2 separate regions of the Homo sapiens genome follow, and region 1 is linked to region 2. A link is a contact called in ENCODE Hi-C data. All regions are on one chromosome and are shown on one strand. Each heading gives the region's core, a stretch centred on a gene start or an enhancer-like site at or near the end of the contact. The rest is flanking DNA. Distances are from core to core; before and after follow the strand shown. Region 1 overlaps MTAP (methylthioadenosine phosphorylase). Region 2 overlaps CDKN2B-AS1 (CDKN2B and CDKN2A antisense cis and trans regulatory RNA 1).

The links. A loop is a pair of places that touch in the nucleus more often than their neighbours do. Pooled maps may share reads with other maps.
Region 1: a loop to region 2 is called in a map with no recorded cell type, with 2.7 times the contacts of the local background. The contact joins two enhancer-like sites. A Hi-C loop is called at or near these places in 7 of 37 single-sample maps with no recorded cell type and 3 of 50 pooled maps.

What each region holds. Positions count from the first base shown.
Region 1 is chr9:21,829,492-21,834,531 of GRCh38, reverse strand. The region is part of intron 4 of MTAP (methylthioadenosine phosphorylase); the gene reads right to left. Among named protein-coding and RNA genes, the nearest start is that of MTAP, 29 kb to the right of the region's middle. RefSeq lists enhancers at 835-974, 1,224-2,423, 2,291-2,600. Within about 2 kb of position 2,316, at least 8 of the 41 ENCODE cell types and tissues checked have a DNase peak (open chromatin) inside an H3K27ac peak, as active enhancers do.
Region 2 is chr9:22,028,071-22,033,280 of GRCh38, reverse strand. It overlaps CDKN2B-AS1 (CDKN2B and CDKN2A antisense cis and trans regulatory RNA 1), which reads right to left. Exons shown (of 19, transcript NR_003529.4): 2 at 3,687-3,848; 3 at 295-607. Among named protein-coding and RNA genes, the nearest start is that of CDKN2B, 21 kb to the right of the region's middle. RefSeq lists an enhancer at 3,131-3,210. Within about 2 kb of position 2,865, at least 5 of the 41 ENCODE cell types and tissues checked have a DNase peak (open chromatin) inside an H3K27ac peak, as active enhancers do.

The DNA of each region.
Region 1 (5,040 bases), core at 1,067-3,566, 200 kb after region 2:
GCCTCCAGAAAGGAATGCAGCCGTGCTGACAATTTTTCTAGTTTCAGTGAGACCCACGATACACTCCAAACTTACAGAACTAAAAGATAAGGTCTGCTTCTTCCTCTTGCTTTAACCTTTAAAGCCCTCTAGCTAGGCAAGGGGACTAATTTTTATCTCCCCATAGCTTGGGATCCTACTGGAAAACACGGATTTCAGGGACTGGCTTATCTACTGGCTTTACCACTCACTAGCTGTGTGCCTCTGGGAAAGTCACTCTCGTCTCTCTGCACCTCAGTTATATCAGTTTCCTTAAACGGGAGTAATCCCACTTACCTTATAAAGTCCCCGTGAAAACTGAATGAGACAACATGAAGCAAGTGCTTGGCACTTGTCACTATCATTTATGGAAAATATGCTTCTAAACATTTCTTCTGCCAATCCCAAAGTATGACATATTGATGGGCCTCAAATCAAGGGTATCCAACAAATTGCTTAAGGTTGTCAAGCAGGGATATGTGATAAGAAAAGCTAGTAGACAAATAAAAAAAAACAGCCTATGGAAAAGTAAAGGAGACAAAATGATGTGTGCTGGCAGGAAAAATGAGTTCAAGAGAGTGAAAGGAAGAACACTGGCACTTTCAAAGAGAGGGAGAAAAGCCTAGAAATAGACTGACTGGTAGGTTGTTTCTTGAATCAAGACTCTTACATTGGCTTGAAGATAGCTGTTAGTTAATACGTTTCCTTTGAGGAAATGTGGTGTTGCAAACAAGCTGAGGGCAAACACCCATCCCCTGGCAGAAGCAAACACAATCATCGACCTCTGAGGACATTTCAGAATACGGTCTGTATCCACAACAAGCCCCAACATGCAGAATCGTGAGTCAATTAATTTACTGGCAGAGCAGAATAACGGCTGCTCATAAGGAGGACGGTTTAGGGGAAGTGAATCTACCCATCATTTAAAATATATCCCAAGAATCAAACAGCAGCGTGAATAGGCAGTCATGAGAAAAAATTCTGACAGAAACATCAGACTAAGAAGTGGAACAATTCTGTCTCTATAACCAGAAGGAAGTGAGGCTCACACATGTAATCCCAGCACTTTAGGAGGCCAAGGTGGGTGGAACCCTTGAGTTTAGATGTTCAAGATCAGCCCAGGCAACATAGTGAAACCCTGTCTCTACAAAAACATACAAAAAATTAGCTGGGTATGGTGTCACACCCTTGTAGTCCCAGCTACTTGGGGGGCTGAGGTGGCAAGATCACCTGAGCCTGGGAGGTAAAGGCTGCAGTGAGCTGTGGCGCCACTGTACTCCAGCTTGGGCGAGAGTGAGATCTTGTCTCAAAAAAAAGAGAAGTGAAAACTTATGAATTTGGACCAATATCACTAAGATCCTCCCACTGTTCTGGTATCAAGAGTGCCCCTGAGTGCTTGTGGTGGCATGAAAAAGGAGGAAAACCAATGGATGTTTATATCCCAGTCAAGGAAGGCTGCTCAATAAACAGGTACCATAGTTTCCCCTTATTTTCTATTATATTTCATGAGATCATGCTAAACAATAGCACAAAAATAAAAATCCTCACTCTACATAGGTGGTGACAACAACCTCTTTGGGCCTCAGTTTTCTCACCTTTTGTAAAAGGGAAGGATAAGGTAGATAGAAGATGTCTTCTAGAGCTGTGATAATAAGCAGTGCCAGAAACATAGTAAGGGCCTAAGTTTCTTCAAGTATAAACTGGAATAATGACTGCTGTATGCCGTAAGTGGGATTAACTGATTGTGACACCTAATAGGAACTCAAAAACTGGTAGTGTAGGATTTTTAATAAAAGGATGTATGATGGGAAGTTAATAACACAACTAGGTTATGGAACAGAACGTAAGAATGAACCTCATCCAGGGGAATAGTGGACACCACTTCAAGGACAGCTACAGACAAGAGGATGACAAAGAACAGGGACGCAAGTAACTGGGGAAAGGGAAGGTGAAGGAAGGTGAAGAGTTTATGCTTAAGTTTCTGTCTTCTCTATAAAGGTGGAGGTGACATTCTCAGCTAAAGAGTGAGGGAAATGAGTAAGAAGAAGTAAGAACAGTAAGGGTTAAAAACAGCTTACTATTTTTAGCAATGAGAGAAAGAGCTAAACAAAGGCTTCTTGCGTAACTCTTTACCATAAAACGCTTTCTAGTCATCAAGAGGCAGAAAGAGAATGATCAAATACTTGACATCAGAGCATACTCCCAACCTCAGGGCCCAGACACGGGCCTTTATGCTATGACATAAAGTTCTAGGGGAAGCCCAAGGCAGGGCTGGTCTCTGGGAGAAGGAAACAGACTGACATAACTGATCCCTCAGCACTGTGTTTATAGCGGGACTTTCCTGATGAGTAAGAATGCGTGACAAAAGCAAAGTCGAACCTCTCCCAGTTCTACCAAGAAAATAAGTTGAAGAAATAATCTGAAGAGGGGAGGATACCAGAACTTTTAGGAATCAATTCAACACCCTCATTTAGCAGATGAGGACACTAAGTGACAAAGGAATTTCACGGCACAGCCAGGAAAGAATTCTGGATGTCCTCACTTCTAAGCTGAGATTCTTCCACTGCATTCTTTGAGAAGGCATAACCCAAACACAGGCCTTAGGCACAACAGGCCAATATGTTATTAGCCACATTTTATAGAAACTGTTTAGCACCGGGAATCACACTCTGCTTCCTTTAATATTCAGTTTTTGGTCATATTTTTCTCATTGTAAAAAAAAAAAAAATCAATATCTGCAAAACATTCCTGATAAAGAAGACTATTAAAAAAGAAATCTCATCCTTCTCCTTACTGATATGTTTGCAAGTTTCACCTTGAGATATTTCTGACAGTGATAGCAGTTGAGCAAGTCCTACTCATCTGATCCTTTTCTAAAAAATATGTAGCTGGGTGCAGTGGCTCATGCCTATAATCCCAGCACTTTGGGGAGGCCAAAGCAGGAAGACTGCTTGAGGCCAGGAGTTTGAAACCAGCCTGGGCAACATAGTGAGACCCCATCTCCTTAAAAAAAAAAAATTACCAAGCACAGTGGCAGATTCCTGTAATCCTAGCTACTAGACGGGCTGAGGATTGCTTAAGCCCAGGAGGTAGAGGCTACAGTGAGCTGCGATCAGGCCACTGCACTCTACCCCGGGCAACAGAGAAAGATCCTATCTAAAAAAACAACAAAAAAATACAATGTGGGCATCTTTTCAAATAGTTTATAGATCTAGTTGTTTTTCTTAGATTTGCATAATAAATATGGTGTACTGATTTCCTACAATCATCAGGATTAATGGTAAAGAGAAAGAAGAGCAACTGTAGAAATTGCTGGAATCCCCTGTCCATGTATCTTTAATGGCATGGACAGTTAGTAGTTGGGGGTGAAAGAAAGGCCATATCATCAGTTCTGCCATACATACAAATGAATGTGCAAAGGTATCTAACAAGAACTGGGCTAGAAAATGGAGGGCCCATGTACCACAAGTACAGGAGGAGACAACAAAATGCCTCATGACTTGAATAAAGCAGCTGGCAGGGAAACAGTCTTGCTTTGCTCCAATGGCAAAAATCTCATTAAAAACCAATCCTGTGCACCACTTTATAATGCATCATCGAAGTCGAGCTTTACAAGTCCGGTGGGTGTGGGAGGCAGGAAAGAGTCATGCCTTTCTTCTCCATGGCTGATGAATAAAAACTAAGCAAAGGCCCAGTGATGCATAGTCATGCTTCTACATTTCTCTAAGTCTCATTTACTTTGACTCTTTTATGAGGTCTTTTTTCCCCTATTAATAGAAAAACTTGCTTCAGTTTCCCATAAGTGACTCAGTGAGAGCCAGGTGTGCATACATACAAGGGTGTGTACCATAGGAGAGAAGTTCCAAAATTATGAATCTGGGAGTACATATCTTATGAGAGCCTTTTAATGTATAAACAGCCTGATGACATTCTTTTAGGACAGACTAAAGGTCAAATACTTTCCCCAGTTCAAACTGACTGTTTAATCGCTGCAAAGAAGTGGAACAAATCCCACTCCTAACCATCTTTTACCCTCAGTGGCCAAATGACTTGTGGCTCTAACAATGGGGACCTTGTACAAGTTAAAAGAAATGGATTAATCAAACACAATCCAGCAGGAGGCATAGGCACTGAAGAAACCTACTGCAGACAAGCCTCCTAGACAAAGTTCTTGGTATAGATTCTGATTTTCCTATTTTTAATTTTTGGTTTGGGAAGAACACTACACACAGAGCCCAGGGCCTATGGCAAGGAAGCATCAGGAAACTCGTCCCTGTGCAACAAAAACGGGAAAATGAAAAATATAACACATTCTTTTGGAATTTAAGTTCTAGACCAAGATATATGTTGCTTTCTATGGATGCTCTACTCACAAATGAAAGATGATTATTTTCACTTTAATTGCTATGGAATTTACTTGAATGAGAAAGACACAAAGACTGACTGCACATACCCAAACATACTTGAACCCACTGCACTCTCTACCTCTTTTTCCAGGGCAGTCACACCCAGGGCTCCCCTTTTCTTATGCCCAGGCTTTTTAACTTCATCAGCTGTAATGTAGCATGAGAGAGAGAAGAAAAAAAAAGATTTTCAGATAAGAATGACATTTTTCTTAAAAGAGCTTCCAGCATTGTCAGAGTCCTTCAAAAGTATATTTCATTATTAGAGAAGAAATCTAATGTTTCTAAAAACAACCCTAAAAATCAGCCACATGTCTTTCTTAAATCTGAGGTTGGTCCCCCCGCCCTGCTCATGCTGGCACTGAAGGAAAAGAAAATGATGTGCTTTAGCTTGGCCATCTATAAAATAAGAATAGCCGTATTATTAAACAATCTCGCTAGCCTTTGAAGAACACTTTAGGATGAGGATTTTTTTTTTTTTCTGAGACAACGTGCTGACAAACTTACGGCAATAGGCCAATGTGTGTGGTTCTAGGTAAGTCCCTGGAGAGAATACACGGGCAGTGTAGGGAAAAGGAGCCTGGCCAGGCACAGTGGCTCACACTTGCAGTGAGCCGAG
Region 2 (5,210 bases), core at 1,616-4,115:
GCAACACTGTGAAAGTGAAAATCTTTTAGGTAGTGTAGTGCAGCGGTGGTCCCCAACCTTTTTGGCACCAGGGACTGGTTTCGTAAAAGTCAATTCTTCTGCAGGTGGGTGGGGGGTGCTCTGGGTTGAAACTGTTCCACGTCAGATCATCAGCCATTAGTTAGATTCTCATAAAGGGCGCACAACCTAGATCCCTTGCGTGTGCAGTTCACAATAGGGTTTGTGCTCCTATGAGAATCTAATGCCACTGCTGATCTGACAGGAGGCGGAACTCAAGCAGTAATGCTTGCTCACCTGCTGCCCACCTTCTGCTGTGCAGCCTGGTTTCTAACAAGCCACAGACCAGTACAAAATTAAAAACACTGGGCATGAGGAAATAATATTCACGCTTTAAATTGTCTTTTCTATTCACTACACTAGGGCCACAGTCTGTGGCCTAGGGGTTGGGGACCCCTGGTGTAGTGAAGAGAAAAGACAATTTAAAGCATGAATATTATTTCCACATGCCCAGTGTTTTTAATTTTGTAGAGGGAATCCCTGCAGGAAAAATCATCTTCACATCCAAGACAGCAAGTGGTATTGATGACAGATCAGTGCTATAAATTGCCTGTGGAAGAAAAGAGAGAGAGAGAAAATGAGTGTACAAACAAAGCTCTTTAAAAGAATAAAGACACTCCCATAAATAAAAAAATGAAAACTCAAAATGGCATGGACAACAATGAATAAACTCCACAGTGATTCAATAATACCAACAGCCAAGCCTTTGTTGAGCACCTTCTACAGATGCACCTCAGGCATGAAGCCCTAGGCAGCACACTGTGGATACAAAGTATAAATAATGACATTTTGTAGATACAGACATTGCTTTTGTGTTTCCAACTGCTCTATTAATTTAAAGTACGGAAAAAGTAGAAGGAATGAAGGGAAGGAAGGGAGGAAAAGGGGAAAGGAGAAAAATGGGAGAATAAGAGAAAAAGAAAAGGTGTCCAGTGTTAGAAGTCACAATTCTATCAGAACTCCAAGTGCCTGGGGCTCACAACCACATGATTCTACCTCCACTGAATCACTTCTGGAATGACTTTTGTAGACTTATGTATAGCTGAATCACAAATGACCATTCTCCCCCCAAAAAAAACCTCATAGCTTAAAACACCCATGAATTCTGAGAATAGCTCTGCTTCACAATCTCTCACAAGACTGCAATCAAGGTGTCTACCAAGGCTGGGGGCCTCATCTGAAATCTCCCTTAGGGAAAGATTTGCTTCCCAGCTAACACAACTGGCTGTTGGTAAGATTCATTTCTTTGAGGGATATTGAACTGAGGGCATCTGTTTACTGCTTGCTGTTGGCCAGAGGCTGCCCTCAGGTCCCTGCCATGTGAGCCTCTCTTCTGTGGCAGCCTGCTTCATCAAAACCAGCAAGAGAGGAAGTACTCTGGCAAGACGGAGGTCGCAATCTTCTGTAAACTTATCAGAGAGGTGACCTCTACTCTACTACCATATTCTATTGGTATGAGCAAGATACTCAAGTGGAGGGGATTACACAAAGCTGTGAATAGTAGAAGGCTGAGAAAACCAAAAGCTATCTTAGGCTAACCTACCGCAACTTGGTGATCTGCTCTCAGTTTCTTTGTTTCATCTTTTATTTTTTTTCATATTGACCTATATTCAAATTACCACAAAATAATCAGGTCTAAATACAAAAAATTTTACTTTTAGCTCTAAGTTTCCTTAAAGAATTTGGTATCAATTACAGTAAGAGCACTGGGTTGATCTAAAGAAAGCATGAGTATCAGGACCAATTCTAGCAATTTACTATGAGATTTTATCCATGAACCTGCTTTTCTCATCTTTAAAATGGGTATAGTTATGCCTTCTCTATTCACCTCATATAACTATTATAAAAACTAATGAGAATAATGTATGTTAGTGTTTTCCAAAGTGCAGTAACAAGCACTGGAGGTACTTGAGATGATTATGGGTGGTATATGGACTGTAGGTGTAACTCTTTTAAGGTATTTGTTTTAGAGTGTATTAGAAAAACAAAACTTGCACAACAAACCCATGATTTTACAAATTATGTGCTTAAGTGAGACTTCAGTAAAGTTTTTAAAAGGGTGAGTGAATTTGAAGAAAAATGTTAAGAAAATAACATAATAGGTGGTCTGAGAATGTGGCATGCATTGTGAAGGTGATATATACAAATGATTGCATAAAAAATAAAATGCCCCACAAATACATTGAATTCTGTTTATTAATTAACGTTCCATGATGCCGGTTTAAGAAGCTAAACAAACATATTCATTGTTACCATAAGAGCAAACCTAACTACACCTGGTGAAAGAAATGACCCCTTGAAAATTCAATTCTAAATTTTTTTGTCCACAAGAATCCATCCCCTGTTATCAATAAGACAGTTATATCTTTTGTTCCCTGATGTGTTTTTCTTTTCCTAGCAATGTATTAATGATAAGTTCCATTTATTAGGGGATCACTGTATGCTAGAATGTACATATACTATTTCAATTAATACTTACCTCATAAGAAAAATAGTATTATTATATCCTGTAATGAGGAAACTAAATCTTAAAGAGGACTAAAGTCACTTACCTAGTAAGTTGCAGAGCTAGACCTGAATTTACATTCAGGTCTACTTAATTGAAGCCTGAGTAAAATCTACTCTGCCAGTAGTTTTAAAGGGCTGAACTTCCATTCACTATGTCCATACCTCATCTTTTTCCACCTCTTACAATTTTACATTGTGTCACTGTAACATTTTTTCTCTGGCATATGGGAAAATTTTTCAACACCAGGGCAAACAAAGAGAATGAGTCATTTATTGTCAAATACCCAGATAGGAAGTACAAACTAAATAGAGTAAAAGAAGCAATCTCTTCCTAGCCCAAACTCTTACACTGACCCCCTAAGGGCAAAGGAACACAGAAAAGATGAAGTTCAGACACTTCCTAAGGTTCCTGGTATTGGCTACATTTTTCACTACTTCCCCTGTATAACCTCCACGCCAATGATAATTCTACAAGCAAAAAGCTGAAATCTACATTACAAAAGAGGAAGTGTATTGTCTATGTACTCTAAACATGTGGTGAGCTGTTTAACTGCAGAGAAGTCTCTCCTCAAGAAAAGACAACATCTCCCTTCTGTTTTTCAGTATGACATGTGAGTTTTGAGTAAAACCAGATATTTCAAGTTATAAACGTAACTGAAATGTGCTTCTCTTCAAGAAGAACTTTTGGCTTTATGTCTTTAGATCTAACAAAATAGACTTAAAATCGATTGTAAGAAAACTGATTAGTAAAGTTATAGCTCACTACAGTGGGAATTAGAATTCAGGATATTACAGAGAGTGAAATAGTCCCATATAGAAAATATTACTTTCTATACTTAAATTATCCACTATCCATTTTGTAATAGAAAACACATTTTTCCTAATTTAAATCATGTAATATTAATATTACAATACTAACATCTTAGTGATTATAAATACAAGATAAAATAAACTGTCAGAATAAACACATGAAAATGGAAAGTTATAAGAAAATATTTGAAAACAGGTCATCAAAATATTTTCTAATAATGTAAAGATTAAATTTGGAAGAGAACATTTCCCCAAGGCTCTTCTTTTATCACACAGACCTGAAAGATGATGGTTTCCCAAACAGCACTTACAGCAATAGGTGTGGGCCTCAGTGGCACATACCACACCCTAACTACCACAAAGAAAGTCATGGGGGCCAGGACGGAGATCAGATGAGAGGAGCTGAGGAATCATCACAGCATGGACACCAATATTCTCTCTTGGAATCCTTTGAAATGTCGTGGCAAATAGTCCTGCAAAACATCCAAAAAATCTGGATTTGTCAGACAAGTCTCTATGTGATTAGATTCAGACTAAACATTCCATCAGGAATCCCATTAGATAAACTTCAGACCACACATGATCAGGCTCTCCTATTTGATAAAGACGGTAATAGCTTTCTCTCTCTCAAAGCACATTTTCTCTTTTTAATTAATGAATAAATCTACGGAGTGATATCCTGAGACTATTCTGTTTCTCAACCACTGTCTACCAATGGTTTTGTCACCCTTTGGGGAAGGGGATCAAAATATAGTGATTTTCTAATTCTAAGATTCGTTCTGTGTATATTAGCTGCTATTCTTCTAGAAAGAAGACTTTCACCACCGTCCCTTGGATTTTTTTTTTTAATTTTTGTATGGTTTAAATTGCATCATCATTCTTTTTGATGTCCAAATTGTCCCAAATTAAGCCAGTTAGAGAAACAAGTTCATTTTCAAAAATATGGAGATGCTAAATTGTATTATACCATAATCAATCTGTGTTTCATAGTAATATGGTGGTATTGTCACTTATATTTATCATTGTTACAATTATACTTTAGTAATTTATTTGTATCATGCCAAGGAAAGGAGTGGATATCCTTAATCAATTCAAATCTATAATGGCAGAGTTTTCTGAAGTGACACTGCATAAATGTTTCACAAACCATACATAAAGATCAGTCACATTGTTTTATAAATGAATCTGATACTTTGCTGTTAAGTTTCAGGTACTATTTTGAAACTACAGTGCCAAATTAAACACCTTAAAATTGCCTTCATATTTTTTTCTTAACTTTTGATTTTAATTTGTTTTGAAACTTTCACTCCAGCACTGCCTAGCTATATAACCACATTAAGTACAAATTTGAGACTAGGGTGTCAACATTAAAATCCTAAAACTGCCATCATGATGATACTGAAGTTTATGATTCTTTTTTTAAAGTTTCATTTTAACTATGTCTTGTTTAAAACCCTAGCTAGTATTAGCTACTGAATTTTGAAAATTCATTTAACATGTGAATAGCAAAATTAGAAACCTAACACTGCCTTAATTTTGGTACTAAGTTCTGTATTTTGAAACTTTTATTTTAACTCTGCCAAGGTTTTTCTGAGATGAACAATCAGTTTGCAATCAGTTGATGATTATTGAGATAGTGGTTTTATTATTGATTCACTCATATAACAAAAAATATTTTAAATATTTTTATATGTTTTATATGTATAAGAAATCAATATTTTATCAGATGGGAGGAGCTGAGGAATCATTATAGCATGGACACCAATATTATTTCTTGGAATCCTGTGAAATATCCTGACAAATAGTCCTGCAGAACGTCCAAAAAATCTGGATTT